Regions from separate parts of the Homo sapiens genome. Here region 2 is linked to region 1. Evidence: chromatin contacts called from ENCODE Hi-C or POLR2A ChIA-PET data. All regions are on one chromosome and are shown on one strand. The core of a region is the stretch at or near the end of the contact, and the rest is flanking DNA. Distances in the headings are between cores, read along the strand shown.

Region 1 (6,922 bases), core at 1,510-4,009:
GAGATGTGATTACATCACTGCACTGCAGCCTGGGCAACAGAGGAAGACCCCATCTCTAAAAATATATATAGCAGAGAAAGAAGGAATGCCCCACAACTAAATATTATATTACAAGACAAACTACTGTATGTTTTTTCAAATTACAAAAACTACCTGCTCTTCACTGTCTTCCTCCTCAAAATTCTGATACGCCCACCCATTAGAGAAGCATCCGGATAGCGTGTAGGACTGTAGCGTGTGGGAGAAGGACAGGAAAGATGGGGGATAAGAAAGCAAACATATATGCCTAACATTCCTCTATCTCATGGAACTGTACGAAGGAAACTGACAACACATTGGACTGAACAAATTCACTCACTGCATTTGCCTGCCTGGGACTCGGTCAGTGCCTTCCCTGAGCTCAGAAGCCTATAAACTTCTGCAATCTGTTCTTCTCAAGAGCATTGTATTAGTAATCACACACCAGAAACAACTGACAAAAAATTACTAGCACTAGGCCAGGTGTGGTGGCTCACTCCTGTAATCTTAGCACTTTGGGAGGCCAAGGCGGGAAGATCACTTAAGCTCAGGAGTTCAAGACCAGCCTGGGCAACATAGTGAGCCCTCATCTCTATTAAAAAAAAATTACTAGCACTAATAAAATGTTAGCAGTACTTTCATGAGACCATGTAATTCTTTCAGGTACATTGTTAATGACCTTATTGAAATATGACTCATATGTCATAAAATCCACTCGTTTAAAGTGCACAATTCAGCGTTTTTTGTGTGTGTGCTCACAGAGTTGTACAACCATCACCACAGTCTTAGCTTCAAATATTTTCTTTTCTTTTTTTTGTGAGACAGAGTCTCACTCTGTTGCCCAGGCTGGAGTGCAGTGGCGTGATCTCAGCTCACTGCAGCCTCCGCCCTCCCGGGTTCAAATGATTCTCCTGCCTCAGCCTCCCGAGTAGCTGGGATTACAGGTGCACGCCACCACAATTTTTATATTTTTAGTAGAGACAAAATTTTTCCATGTTGGGCAGGCTGGTCTTGAACTCCTGACCTCAAGTGATCCGCCCACCTCCACCTCCCAAAGTAGTGGGATGATAGGCATGAGCTACCACATCCAGCTTTCTTTTCTTTGCTTTTTTTTTTTTTTTTAACAGGTTCTTGCTCTGTCACCCAGCAGGGTGGAGTGCAGTGGTGTGATCTCGGCTCACTGAAGCCTTGACCCCCCACATTCAAGTGATCCTCCCACCTCAGCCTCCTGAGTAGCTGGGACTACAGACGCCCACCACCATGCCCAGCTAATTTTTGTATTTTTTGTAGAGACTGAGTTTTGCCATGTTGCCCAGGCTTGTCTTAAATTCCTGGGCTTACGCAATCCTCCCACCTCAGCCTCCCAAAATGCTAAGATTACAGATGTGAGCCGCCATTCCTGATCTTTTTTTTTTTTTTCTTTTTTGAGACTGGGTCTCACTCTGTAGCCCAGGCTGGAGTGCACTGGCGCGATCACTACTCATTGTAGCCTCAACCTCGGGCTAAAGTGATCCTCCCACCTCAGCCCCCCAAGTAGCTGGCACTACAGGGATGTGCCACCACGCTGGGCTAATTTTTTTATTTTGTAGAGATGGGTCTCCCTATGTTGTCCAGGCTGGTCTTGAATTCCTGGGCTGAAATGATCCTCCTGCCTCAGCCTCCTAAAATGCTGGGATTACAGGTGTGAGCCATGGCTCCCAGCCACATTTTCATCTCCCACAAACCTAGGCAAGCACAAGTCTACTTTCTGTCCCTCAGAATTAATTTATGCTTTTGGAAAATGAATAAATGTAGGCATGCATGAACAGAGATTTGATCATATCCTTTGAAAAAACTATTCAACTCCCTGGGTCAGGGGAGGTTAGTTCAACATTGGTAGTTCAAGGAATTTGTGACATGCCAGAAATTAAGAACTCAGGTTGAGAACAGTGATAGTTGCATTGTGTTAAGATGAAATTGATATTTATGATTTCCTTTTTTTTTCTGTTTTACAAATGCTTTCTGAACTAACATGATGTACTAATCTCTAAGAAAAATAAGCCTAATTGCCTCTCACTTAGATTGCAATCATGAAGGTCTAATTTTTCTGTAAGAACATTACTCTTCTTAGATTACAACATATTCATAAACAAAACCCCAAAAAAGGCATGCTTTGGGTTTAACTGCCTTAAAACAAGCCATTTTCTATTGTGAAAGCTTGAAGTTGTCCAACATCTAATCTCCTAGAAAATAATTTGCTAATTTGCTTCGATTTTTCTGTTTGGGGCATTGCGTGAAGTGGTGCCTCCTTGAAGAACTTCACACACACAGGAAGCAGTTCCACTGCAAGGTGACTCACCTGAGGAGGTCTCTCCTTCCCTCCATTAGCTTCCCAGCCCCCGCAAACACACACACAACCTCTCACGGGGTGGGAGGACAGAAACTGTCTGTGCAACTGCACAGAGATCTTGGCCACCTAAGCAAATAGGTGGAGTGTATCCATACCTGATAAAACTTTCCAAATAGTCATAGAATTTGGCAGTCGTAACATCACTGGGCATTTAATGACTAGGGCTTCATCTCTATGAAGGGGGCTGTGAAGCCTGCTCGGGAGAGAGGAATGAGGGACCATCTCCTTAGAGAAGTGGGTGGGTAGAAATCATTTCTTATACTTGGCAGGGGTGGAGGACAGCCTCCATGAGTCACGACTCAGGCGTTTAGGGACTTGTGGCTTGGGTTTTTCCCTTCTGCATATTGTGTGTGTGGTAGGTAGACTTTGCTTCTGGGAGCATCTGCGGGAAACCGCTATTTTTGGTTCTTATGAGAGGCAGGAAGAGCGTTCAGTGAGTACTACCTGGGTGGGTCTTAGTGGTCTATTTCTTGGAGTTTAGATTAGTTTGCTCTTGAGATTCCCCCTGGGTGCATATGGCCTAACTCAGATGTGATATGATCAAACCTTCCCTGTAGCTAAGCAGAAAAAAACAAAATAAATTTGAATTTAAAAGGGGATGGGTATGCTCAGTCTGTTTTCCCTCTTCTTTATCATGACTTTTGGGGATTTCTTGAATCTTAAAAAATTGAAGTCTTCCAATGGGGAAAAGTAAGTAGGCTTTTCCTTTCTAAGAAGGGTAATGCTTAACATTTGTGGGATTTTGGTGATAAGTTTGCTACAAAACTACTCCTACAGTTCAGAGAAAATGACGCGGCAGAAATGAGCTGCCAGCAGGGCCAGGCTGTCGGCTTTGAAATTCCAGAGGCCTGCCCAGCCCTTTTGGTTTCCTGGAATGCTTTCATTCAGTCGTCATGCGGTAGGTGAGGAAAAACCCTGCAACATCAGTGTTGAGCTGGAAGAATATCTCATCTGCCGTCAGGGGACAGCGGCCCAGGGCGACAGGCACACATCCCTGCCTGTGCTCAGCGGCACAGTCAATGGACCGCGGGGCAGGGGCACGCAGGCTCGCCCAGCAGCAGTGTCAGACCTATGCGCACAAACAGACGGTTCACGCCCAGGTCACAGGCGCCCGTTGTCTCCTGGCCAGAGGTTGACGCACAGGCCAACCGTTGGACAGGCTCATGCTCTGTGTCATGAGAAAGGTGGAGCAGAGGTGACTCAGGGAAAGGCTGCTTTCCCCTAACACTGGCATTTGATTAATCTCATCTCAAATGCTGTCACTCACCCAGAAAGGGCCTAAATGTGCCTTACTTCCGCTGCTGGAGCGGTGGAATGTGGCAGCAGCTGTCTGGATGATGTGGAAGCCCAGCACGAGGAGGAGGGAGGAAAAGTACCAGATCCCACTGAACCGGTCAGATGAATGCAGGCAGGAGGGGAAACGGGCATCCGCACGGGGACCGGCCACATCCTAAGGCTGGAGGCTGCCCTGATGAAAAAGGCCCATTAGCAGGGAAGCAACGGGAAAAGCATTTTCTAGGGGGGTTTTCCTTTTTTTTTTTTTTTTTTTTTGAGACGGAGTCTTGCTCTGTCTCTCAGGCTGGGGTGCAGTAGTGTGACCTCGGCTCACTGCAAGCTCCGCCTCCCAGGTTCAAGCGATTCTCCTGCCTCAGGCTCCTGAGTAGCTGGGATTACAGGCATGCGCCACCACGCCCGGCTGATTTTTGTATTTTTAGTAGAGACACATTGGCCAGGCTGGTCTCGCACTCCTGACCTCAGGTGATCCGCCCGCCTCAGCCTCCCAAAGTGCTGGGATTACAGGCGTGAGCCACTGTGCCCGGCTGGCTTTTCCTTTTCACACGGCCTTGAAGAACTTCAAGAAGAGTTGTCATTAGCAGAACCTAAGACGGACTGAATCCCTTGTGTAGGTGAATTTGTGTCTAGGACCTCTTATACATGCGAAGCCTGGAAATGGAAGATAATGTCAGGGCTCGTGAAAATAATCATAGCTATTAATTATGACATGTCATTAACCACAATTAATTGCATTAATAGGATTAAACATTTACTTTGTTCCAGGCCCTGATCTAAGACTTTTTCCTTGATTATCTCATGTGATCCTCTCAACAACTCTCTTAAATCAATGCTTTTAGCATGCCTGTTTCACCAGTGAGGACATGGGGACACAGAGAGGCAGCACACAAGATCACCCAGCTGACATGAGGCCATTCCAGTACTGAAATCAGGCCAGGCTGGTGGCTCACGCGTGTAATCCCAGCACTTTGGGAGGCAGAGGCAGGCGGATCATTTGAGGTCAGGAGTTCAAGACCAGCCTGGCCAACATGGTGAAACCCCTTCTCTACTAAAAATACAAAAATTAACAGGGCATGGTGGCACATGCCTGTAGTCCCATCTACTGGGGAGGCTGAGGCACAAGAATCACTTGAACCTGGGAGGCGGAGGTTGCAATGAGCCAAGATTGTGCCACTGCACTCCAGCCTGGGCGACAGAGAGAGACTCTATCTCAAAAAAAAAGAAAAAGAAAAAAAAAGAAATCAATGAATGTGTAATTTCAAACTCCAGGCTGTGGCTGGAAGGGCTGACCTCACTCATGTTTTCAAAAGTGATTATCTTTCCGCTAGCCAAGTTAGGATTGCCTCTGGCAAGCAAGAAATTGGGGAAAGATGAGAGGAAACAGCCCCCTTCTGCTTGCCCCAGTCTGGGACAGTGGTGTGGCAGTGCATGGCTGTCAGCCTGGATCTTGTCCTGTGGACACAGGCACAGGCTGGGTGAAGGAGGCCAGACTTGTGGCCACTTGGAAGCCGAATTCTGGACTCTCCCTCCTCCCACATTCCCCAGGGGACAGAGCCAATCTTTGAGAGAGTAACTTTCCCCATCATTCCCAGATCCCAAGCCAAGCATGAATCATGAAATAATCAGCTTAGGACGAGTGCAGTGGCTCATGCCTGTAATCCCAGCACTTTGGGAGAATGAAGCAGGCAGATCACGAGGTCAGGAGATCGAGACCATCCTGGCTAACACAGTGAAACCCCGTCTCTACTAAAAAATACAAAAAATTAGCCGGGCGTGTTGGTGGGCGCCTGTAGTCCCAGCTACTTGGGAGGCTGAGGCAGGAGAATGGCATGAACCTGGGAGGCGGAGCTGGCAGTGAGCCAAGATCACGTCACTGCACTCTAGCCTGGGCGACAGAGCGAGACTCCATATCAAAAAAAAAAAAGAATCAGCTTAATTGTAGAGTCAGTGGGTACACACACAGCCAACATACACATACACTACCCATACGCACATCAGAGGCTCCACAGGTACCCTCTGTTGGCAAAGCAGCAGCCCAGGTCACTTTTAACTTATGTATTTATTTTGTAGAGATAGGGTCTCACTCTGTCACCCAGACTGGAGTGCAGTGGTGTAATCACGGCTCACTGCAGCCTCAACCTCCTGAGCTCAAGCAATCCTTACACCTCAGCCTCCCTACTAGCTGGGATTACAGGCATGCCACCATGCCCAGCTAATTTCTTTTATTTTAAGTTTTTGCAGGGACGTGTTGAAAGAAAAACCTTAGCCAAATTAAGCTTAACAAAGTTTAGTTAAGCAAAGAATGCTTTGCGAATCAGGCAGCCTCCCAAGCCAGGGTAGCTCAGAGAGACTCCAGTGCAGCCACGCAGTGGAAGATTTATAGACAGAAAAAGGAAAGTAACATATAGAAAACAGAAGTGAGGTACAGAAACAGTTGGATTGGCTACAGCTTGGCGTTTGCCTTATTTGAACACGGTTTGAACAGTTGGCCCCCTTTGGCCAAAACTCTCTGATTGGCACAAGAGTAGGTTACAGTGGGTTTATACCTCCATTTAGGTTGTATATAGTTCACTATGTACAGAGAAACCTTTAGGCTGAACTTAAAATATGTAAGGAGGCCACTTTAGGCTAAACTTGATTTAACAGACAAGGTCTCACTATGTTGCCCAGGCTGGTCTCAAACTCCTATCCTCAAGCCTTCTTCCCGCTTCAGCTTTGATGAACCTTAGGAGGGGAGGTCATTAGCAGAACCTAAGATGGATTGAATCTCTTGTGTAGGTGAAATCTTGTATAGGATCCTTATATGTCAAGCCTGGAAACAGAAGATAATGTCAGGGCAGGTATAATAATCATAGCTATTATTAGCAGCCTCCCAAAGTGCTGGGACTACAGGTGTGAGCCACTGAACTCAGCCCCAGGTCACTTATCTTTAAGGTGAACCTTAGCATGCCTCAGAATTACCAGAAGGACCTGTTCAAACACAGGGTGCTGGCCCCACCTCCAGAGTTTCTGACCCAGTAGTCCTGGGTGGAGCCTGAGGATTTGACCCACGTGTTCCCAGGTGCTGACACTACTGGTGGGAGACCAACCTCTGGGAACCACTGTTTGAAGGGTGAAAGCTCTAGAAATATGTATAATTTCTGGTCACACATCACTGCCTGTTTAAATGTGATACCAGGCCGGACGTGGTGGCTCTGGCCTGTAATCCCAACACTTTGGGAG
Region 2 (6,922 bases), core at 1,340-3,839, 520 kb after region 1:
CTTTTATTTAAAAAGGCAAATAAGCAACATCTTTTGTTTCATTTCATATTTTCACAAAAGATCTCGAAATGCTTTACAAAGTTTATTTTTCAGAATACAGTTATCCCTCTTTATCCTGGGGGATCAGTTCCAGGACCCCCTGTGGATACCAAAATCCAGGAACACTCAAGACCCTTCATAAAATGGCATAGCATATGCACATAGCCTACAGACATCCTCCTTTATACTTTAAATCATCTCTAGCTTACTTACAATACCTAATATGATGTAAACGCTATGTAAAGAGTTGGGATACTGTATTGTTTTTTAATTTGCATTGTTTTTATTGATGTGTTGTTACTTTTATTGTTTTTTCCCCAAGTATTTTCAATCCACAGTTGGTTGAATCCACGGTTGCAGAACCCATAGATATGAAGGACCAATGTACTTCAGTGATTCAGCTCTATATTCTTTGCTCAGTAACTGAGGCAATTGAGACAAAAACTAAACGGGATTTTCTTTCTTTTTTTTGAGACAGAGTCTTGCTCTGTTGCCCAGGCTGGACTGCAGTGGTGTGATCTCAGCTCACTGCAACCTCCGTCTCTCAGGTCCAAGCGATTCTTGTGCCTCAGCCTCTCAAGTAGCTGGGATTACAGACATGCGCCACCACGCCTGGCTAATTTTTATATTTTTAATAGAGACAGGGTTTCACCTTGTTGGCCAGGCTGGTTTTGAACTCCTGGCCTCAAGTGATCCCCCTGCCACGGCCTCCTAAAGTGCTGTGATTACAGGCATGAGCCACCATGCCTGGCCAGGATTTTCTTATTCTCCAAGTTTCATGGGTTTGGGACCAAATTTGGCCATTCAAAAACCTGAACAAATTATTGTTTTAGATGACCATTTGTTCCATTTGCCTGAGGGTTTACCGCTAAAGCATTAATACTTTAAAATTTCATTTAAGACTTTCTGATGAAAATCGTTTTAAAATAAAGTATGCAATTCAATAAGAGCTTTTCATCCTTCTTGGATGCAGTATACTGAATCTTATTTACCTTTTTCTGTGACTCAGAGCCGTAAGTATCACCTTTATTTAATACACAGTGTTGTGATACAGCAATGTTGTTATGGGGTGGAGAAGCTATCTGCCCCTATAGCAAATAATGTTTTTGTGCCTGCTTTTTAGTTTTTCTCCCTCCTTTCTTGCTGTCATTTTCTTTATTCTCAATGCTCCTGCTCATAGTAGCTTCTTACCTCCCTGTCTTTTTTTAATCTACTGAGAGAAACCAACCAAGTAGGCTTGTTAGAATTGTCTCAAGCAAAGTATAAAAAGACTCCAAGGCTGGGCACAGTGGCTCATGTCTGTAATCCCAGCACTTTGGGCGGCCAAGGCGGGTGGATCACTTGAGCTCAGGAGTTTGAGACCAGCCTGGCCAACATGGCAAAAGCCTGTCCCTACAAAAAATGCAAAAAAATTGGCCGGATGTGGTGCCATGCACCTGTGATCCCAGCTACTTGGGAGGCAGAGGTGGGAGGATGACCTGGGAGGCCAAGGCCACAGCGAGGCAAGATCACACCACTGTACTCCAGCCTGGGTGACAGAGTGAGACCCTGTCTCAAAAAAAAAAAAAAAAAAAAAAAAAGATTCCAATTCCCTGGTGAGTGTGCAGCATACTAGTGTGTGGACTTTGTCACATCAGAACTGGTATTAGAGGCTTATTTTCCTTATTTCTTGGTTTTGGGCAGTTTTCCAAATGGGTGAGGTGTTACACTACAAAAGTTATCTACAGCATTTAGAGAATGGCGAGGCTGATTAAATTGTTCGTATTCTTTCTGTTTTGTGGCTATTTTGTTTTCAGAAAAGTCAAATCTTTCACAATCAAGATTCTTAAGCTAACCAATATTTTTGTTGTACACTTGTCATACCTCTAATGTAATAAACAACAAGCATATGGATGATTCACTTCCTTTTAAAAAGGGATCACAGATAGAACAATGAATGATTAATATAAGCAATCTGTCATGCTTCCAAAATAGAGATTATGCAAAAAGCAAGATTACCTCACTTCTTTTCTCTCTGTAACAATACAGATATACAAAAATTTCTGTTTACATTCTTTCTGTGACTCAGTCACACAAACTGTATATTATAATACAGTCTAAACCTCAACACTCTTCAGTGTTAGCCTTTTCTTAAGTTTTAATAAAAGCATTTGTTCAACATTTATTATACGAAAATAGAGTGTGAAGATTAGTCACGTGTTATCAGGAATAGAAATAAAATGTGGGCTGCAACTTACAATGGAATACATATAGCCCTTTAAAAGTAACATATGGTGGACAATTAAGGAATACTTAAGCCTTTAATTGATTGTTATTTCACTTTATGTAACCAAATATGAAAGTAGCCCTTTGTTTAAGAAAAAGGAATTTTAAAAAATTTTCTAGAACCAGTCTTCTCTAAGCTTTGCATGTGCTAACAATCACTTTTTGGAAGTTTATAGTTGAAGCATACACTGCCATCTGTACGGACACAAGTTAGATCAACTATCAGGCTCAGGAACCAAGATCATCCTGCCAGGCACAATTTGGGCACTGGTTTCCTCTTGGCCTTCCCTTGGGAAAACGTTTGCAATTTTTTTTCCACTAACAAGTTTTATTGGACAGTAGGCCAGGATGTTGGCCTCTTGTAATACAATCCAGACAGAAAATATTCAATTCTTTTGGAAGGTTTTTTTATGCTTTTTAAAAAAATACAGCTGTACTTTTCTGGGATTAAATGTAATATATTTTATATATATTTTTCCTAATGTACTGAAACAAACCAAGTTTAGACTGGCAATTGAATGAGTATAAATCTGAGTAGAGCATTTTACTCCTTTCAACTGGATTTAGGCATAGATGTGAATGTTTCATATGCTGTACAAATTCTCCTTGAATTCTCTATTAGGTGCAGGTGCAATTTATTATAACTCTCAAAAATAGAATAACTCAAAACACTAACTGAATTTTTTTTAATCCAAAAACCAATCTTCCTGAAAGAGCTGAATCTCTTGAAACTCATTTCCATTTAAATTTCCATGCAGTTCAATAATAGTCATTTCTCAGTTGCTATCACTCTAATCTAGAGGGGCATCTTTAAATTGATTTATGGTTCTGTGATCCACAGAGCAGGCATCCATATATTTCTCCACTCTTAAATGACTTAAAGACTTTGAATATGTGAATATAGGCTATTCTTAGTCTCTCTACTTTCTCCCATTCAATTTCCTTTTGGGTTCTTCATCTCTATCCTTCCCTGATGACTGATTGCATGCGGACTTTCTCCCATTCAATTTCCTTTTGGGTTCTTCATCTCTATCCTTCCCTGATGACTGATTGCATGTGGATATTGTTGAAACAAAAGTCATGAATGAGGGTCTGATAAAGATCAATTGACTTTCCCTTTTCCCAAAGCTGCCTTGTTTCCTCATTGCAATCAATCCACTCCCATAACTGTACCATCAGTCACATCACAAACAATACTGTCCATGGTGTTGACTCTACCTAAGAAATGTGGTGCAACCATCTAATTTCATGTTATGGCATAAAAGTTGAATTGTGGAGTAGGACTGTCCACCTGCATGAGTAGTGAAGCTTTTCCCTGACCTAGGATCAGGGCCCTACTTTAGGGTTAAAGTAAAGAATCTCAAGGTAACAAATTCTTACTTGGTTGCTTTCCTCCACGAAGTATCAGTGCCTTCTTTTTGATCTTGTAGGAACCAAAGAGGTTGTTGTAAATGTGGATGATGATGGAGTCATTTCATTGAACTTCGAGTGTGATAAGATGACTCCAAAGTCCGAGTTCTCCTGGTCCAAAGATTATGTATCCACTGAGGACTCTCCACGATTGGAAGTCGAAAGCAAGGGCAACAAGTAAGGACTATGTCAATCACAATCATGGGTTTCCTTTTCACTGTAGGAGAATGAGGTGAGCTCTGATTTCCACTTAAATTGCTTGGAATAAGAGGATGAAGTCACTTATATTTTATATCTGGTATTGTAGAAAATAATAACCAACTTAAACCTTAAAAATAATCATCCTAGGCCGAGCGCGGTGGCTCACACCTCTAATCCCAGCACTTTGGGAGGCCAAGGCAGGTGGATCACGAGGTCAGGAGATCGAAACCATCCTGGCTAACATGGTGAAACCCCGTCTCTGCTAAAAATACAAAAAAAAATTAGCCGGGTGTGGTGGTGGGTGCCTGTAGTCCCAGCTACTCGGGAGGCTGAGGCAGGAGAATGGCGTGAACCCGGAAGGCGGAGCTTGCAGTGAGCCGAGATCGCGCCACTGCACTCCAGCCTGGGCAACAGAGCCAGACTCTGTCTCAAAAAAAAAAAAAAAAAAAAAAAAAAAAAATCCCAGACTGACTCATTGGCTCACACCTGAAATCCTAGCAACTCAGGAGGCTGAGGCAGAAAGATCACTTGAGCCTAGGGGTTCAAGACCAGCCTGGGCAACATAGTGAGTCCCTGACTCTAATAAAATAAATACTAACAACTCTTATGAAATACTTTTTACATTATTCCATTTAAAGTGCTTTCTTATTTATTATCTCATTTATGCTATTAGAAACATTCAATTGACATAAAGATCAGCTTTAATAATGATTCTCATTATCTATGAAATTTTGAAATCTTAAAGTAACAATAAGGATACTTATAGGGGGCTAGGAAGAACTCGCTGGTTCAAGTTATGGTAAATTAAATGGATTGAGGATAATCTTTTCTGCTTTTTTGATCATCACTCATGCGTGACACAATAGTACATGGGAAGAAAGCTCTATGTGGAAGTATAAGATGAACGAGCTCTAGGCCCATCTCTACCAGGAGCTGGCTATATAACCTTGGGCAGCTATTTAACTTCCATAAACCTCGGATTTCTTTTTCTATAAAATGAGCATGGGGAGAATGGAGGAATTGTATGATCTATCATTGCCTTTCAACGCCAAGATTTTGAGTATTCTTTTTACTTTGCTTTATAGCAAAAGCTTACCAAGCTTTGTATTTTCATAGTGTCAACCACATTGGATTGATATGATAAAGCAAATATTTGATAAAGCACAGTATTTCTAAGTACTTTTTTCTATTACAATGAAGCCCAGTGTGTCTCAGAAATCAAAGAAAAAACTAGCAATTTTGCTGTAGAATGACAAGGAAATACCAAATATAATTAAAGGATGTTTTTCTGCCACCATGCTGTAAATTTCTTGACATAAAACACATTTGCCCCAAGAAAAGATAATTGAACGATAATTTTTTCTCCCAGTTTATACACTTAACATTTCAATGTTTGGTTGATCTTAGACACTGCCTAGCAATATAGCTTACCAAAGTTAGAAAACCCAGTGAACTTGGCCACTGAGCCATTCATTTACTTATTACACATACTATGTGCCAGACAAGGTACAGGGTGCTGGGGGTGACACAGTAAACAAAGCAGTTCCTGTCTCTGAAGGCACAGGGATTACACAGTGAGGAGAATACAGATGCTTTGAGCTCAAGATGCTTATAATAAGTTCAGAAAAGGGAAGAGCAGGAGATGGCATAGGAGAGGCACCCAGAGTTACCAACAGCAGGTTCTGCCCTTGGCGGGGGAAGTGTCTGGCTCCCAGCAGGGACTGATCAGCTGGGTATTTTTCTGCAGGATATGCACTGATAAGCAACATAGCTTGGGCATGTGGAATTTGTGCCAGTTCCACTCTCCCGTCACCATCACCCCCTGGAAGGAGGTAAGGAAAGTCCTCCCAGAGTAAATGACATTGAATCTGAGACACCAAGAACATGTAGGCTGTAGCTCAGCAAGATGAGAGGAGGTGTCCAGATGAAAGGAGTAGTATACACAAATGCCCAGATTCAGGGGAAACACAGGCCCACAGATCCCACACAGCCTCATTTCTAAGAAAAATATTTTGTTCCGAAGGACGAAAATGACCTTCAAAGACCTTGGGATGGATGACTTGGGTATTTACTCTTGCGATGTAACAGACACTGATGGAATAGCATCAAGCTACTTAATAGATGAGGAAGGTAAGTTTAAAATCAGTGCATTCACACATCGAATGTTGCTTTGAATTCTCAGTTATTCTTAAGTGACTTTTATTTTAGTAGTTTAAGGTTTAACTGCCTTCTTTTTCCCCCTACAGAATTGAAACGTTTACTTGCTCTCAGCCATGAACACAAGTTCCCAAGTAAGTATCCACAATACATTCACAGGTTTTTAGCAGTCTTACTAGGCAGCAACTTCTGGAATAGATCAGATGACAGCTCTGATGGGATTAAGAGAGAGACTCTTGAGAACATATAATGGAACACACATCAGTAGCTACAGATGTGCTTTCTAGAAGTGATGCCTTTTCCTTTGCGGTTGTTCTCCAGAGATACCAAGGATACTAACATAGAAAATATATCCCATGCTCCATTACATGGCGAAGTGTCAGGCTACACAGGTGTAACATCTGAGTAATTAAGTTCTTCACTTTTTGCCCACATATGTTGGAATCACATATATATTTTCTGGATATATTCACTTATATGTCTTTATGCAAACTAATCTTTTCCTAAGTAAGATTGGCACTTAAAAGCAGAATCATACCTCTAAATAAAGACAATATAAAGACAGTGCCTACCATTTTCAACTCCTGGAAAATTGGGCAAACATGCCTTCGTCAGAAAAAGAATCCCTCTGAACAATGTACAACCCTTCAATAAAGCACCTTCTACATAAAAGATTAAATTCCACACTTGACACTAAGAGAAGAGAAGGAAGTCAGAAATGACCCTTGGAAGGTTCCACTGGCCAGATGGGGGGATCTCTTGCCATTAGTACCCACTGGCCAAGGTAGTGAAGCATCCAGAAAGTTGCACCCTGGAGTTTGAGAAAACAAGTAGAAAGTGATAGTATACA

What was found. Hi-C counts contacts between places; a loop is a spot of excess contacts on that map. ChIA-PET counts read pairs that join two places held with the same protein, here RNA polymerase II (POLR2A).
Region 2: a map of endothelial cell of umbilical vein shows a loop between it and region 1 (14-fold over the local background). The contact joins two enhancer-like sites. A Hi-C loop is called at or near these places in 1 of 168 maps with a recorded cell type or tissue (endothelial cell of umbilical vein). POLR2A ChIA-PET finds 5 or more read pairs at or near these places in 1 of 52 experiments (K562).

Annotation. Positions count from the first base shown.
Region 1 is chr18:3,620,813-3,627,734 of GRCh38, reverse strand. All of the region lies in intron 7 of DLGAP1 (DLG associated protein 1), which reads left to right. Among named protein-coding and RNA genes, the nearest start is that of DLGAP1-AS2, 21 kb to the right of the region's middle. RefSeq lists enhancers at 1,964-2,535, 2,700-3,899, 3,682-4,255 and a silencer at 3,571-3,865. Within about 2 kb of position 2,759, at least 33 of the 41 ENCODE cell types and tissues checked have a DNase peak (open chromatin) inside an H3K27ac peak, as active enhancers do; they include endothelial cell of umbilical vein, where a contact is called at or near this core.
Region 2 is chr18:3,099,443-3,106,364 of GRCh38, reverse strand. MYOM1 (myomesin 1) reads left to right here. Exons shown (of 38, transcript NM_003803.4): 23 at 3,735-3,891; 24 at 5,939-6,045; 25 at 6,162-6,206. Among named protein-coding and RNA genes, the nearest start is that of LPIN2, 90 kb to the right of the region's middle. Within about 2 kb of position 2,589, at least 3 of the 41 ENCODE cell types and tissues checked have a DNase peak (open chromatin) inside an H3K27ac peak, as active enhancers do; they include endothelial cell of umbilical vein, where a contact is called at or near this core.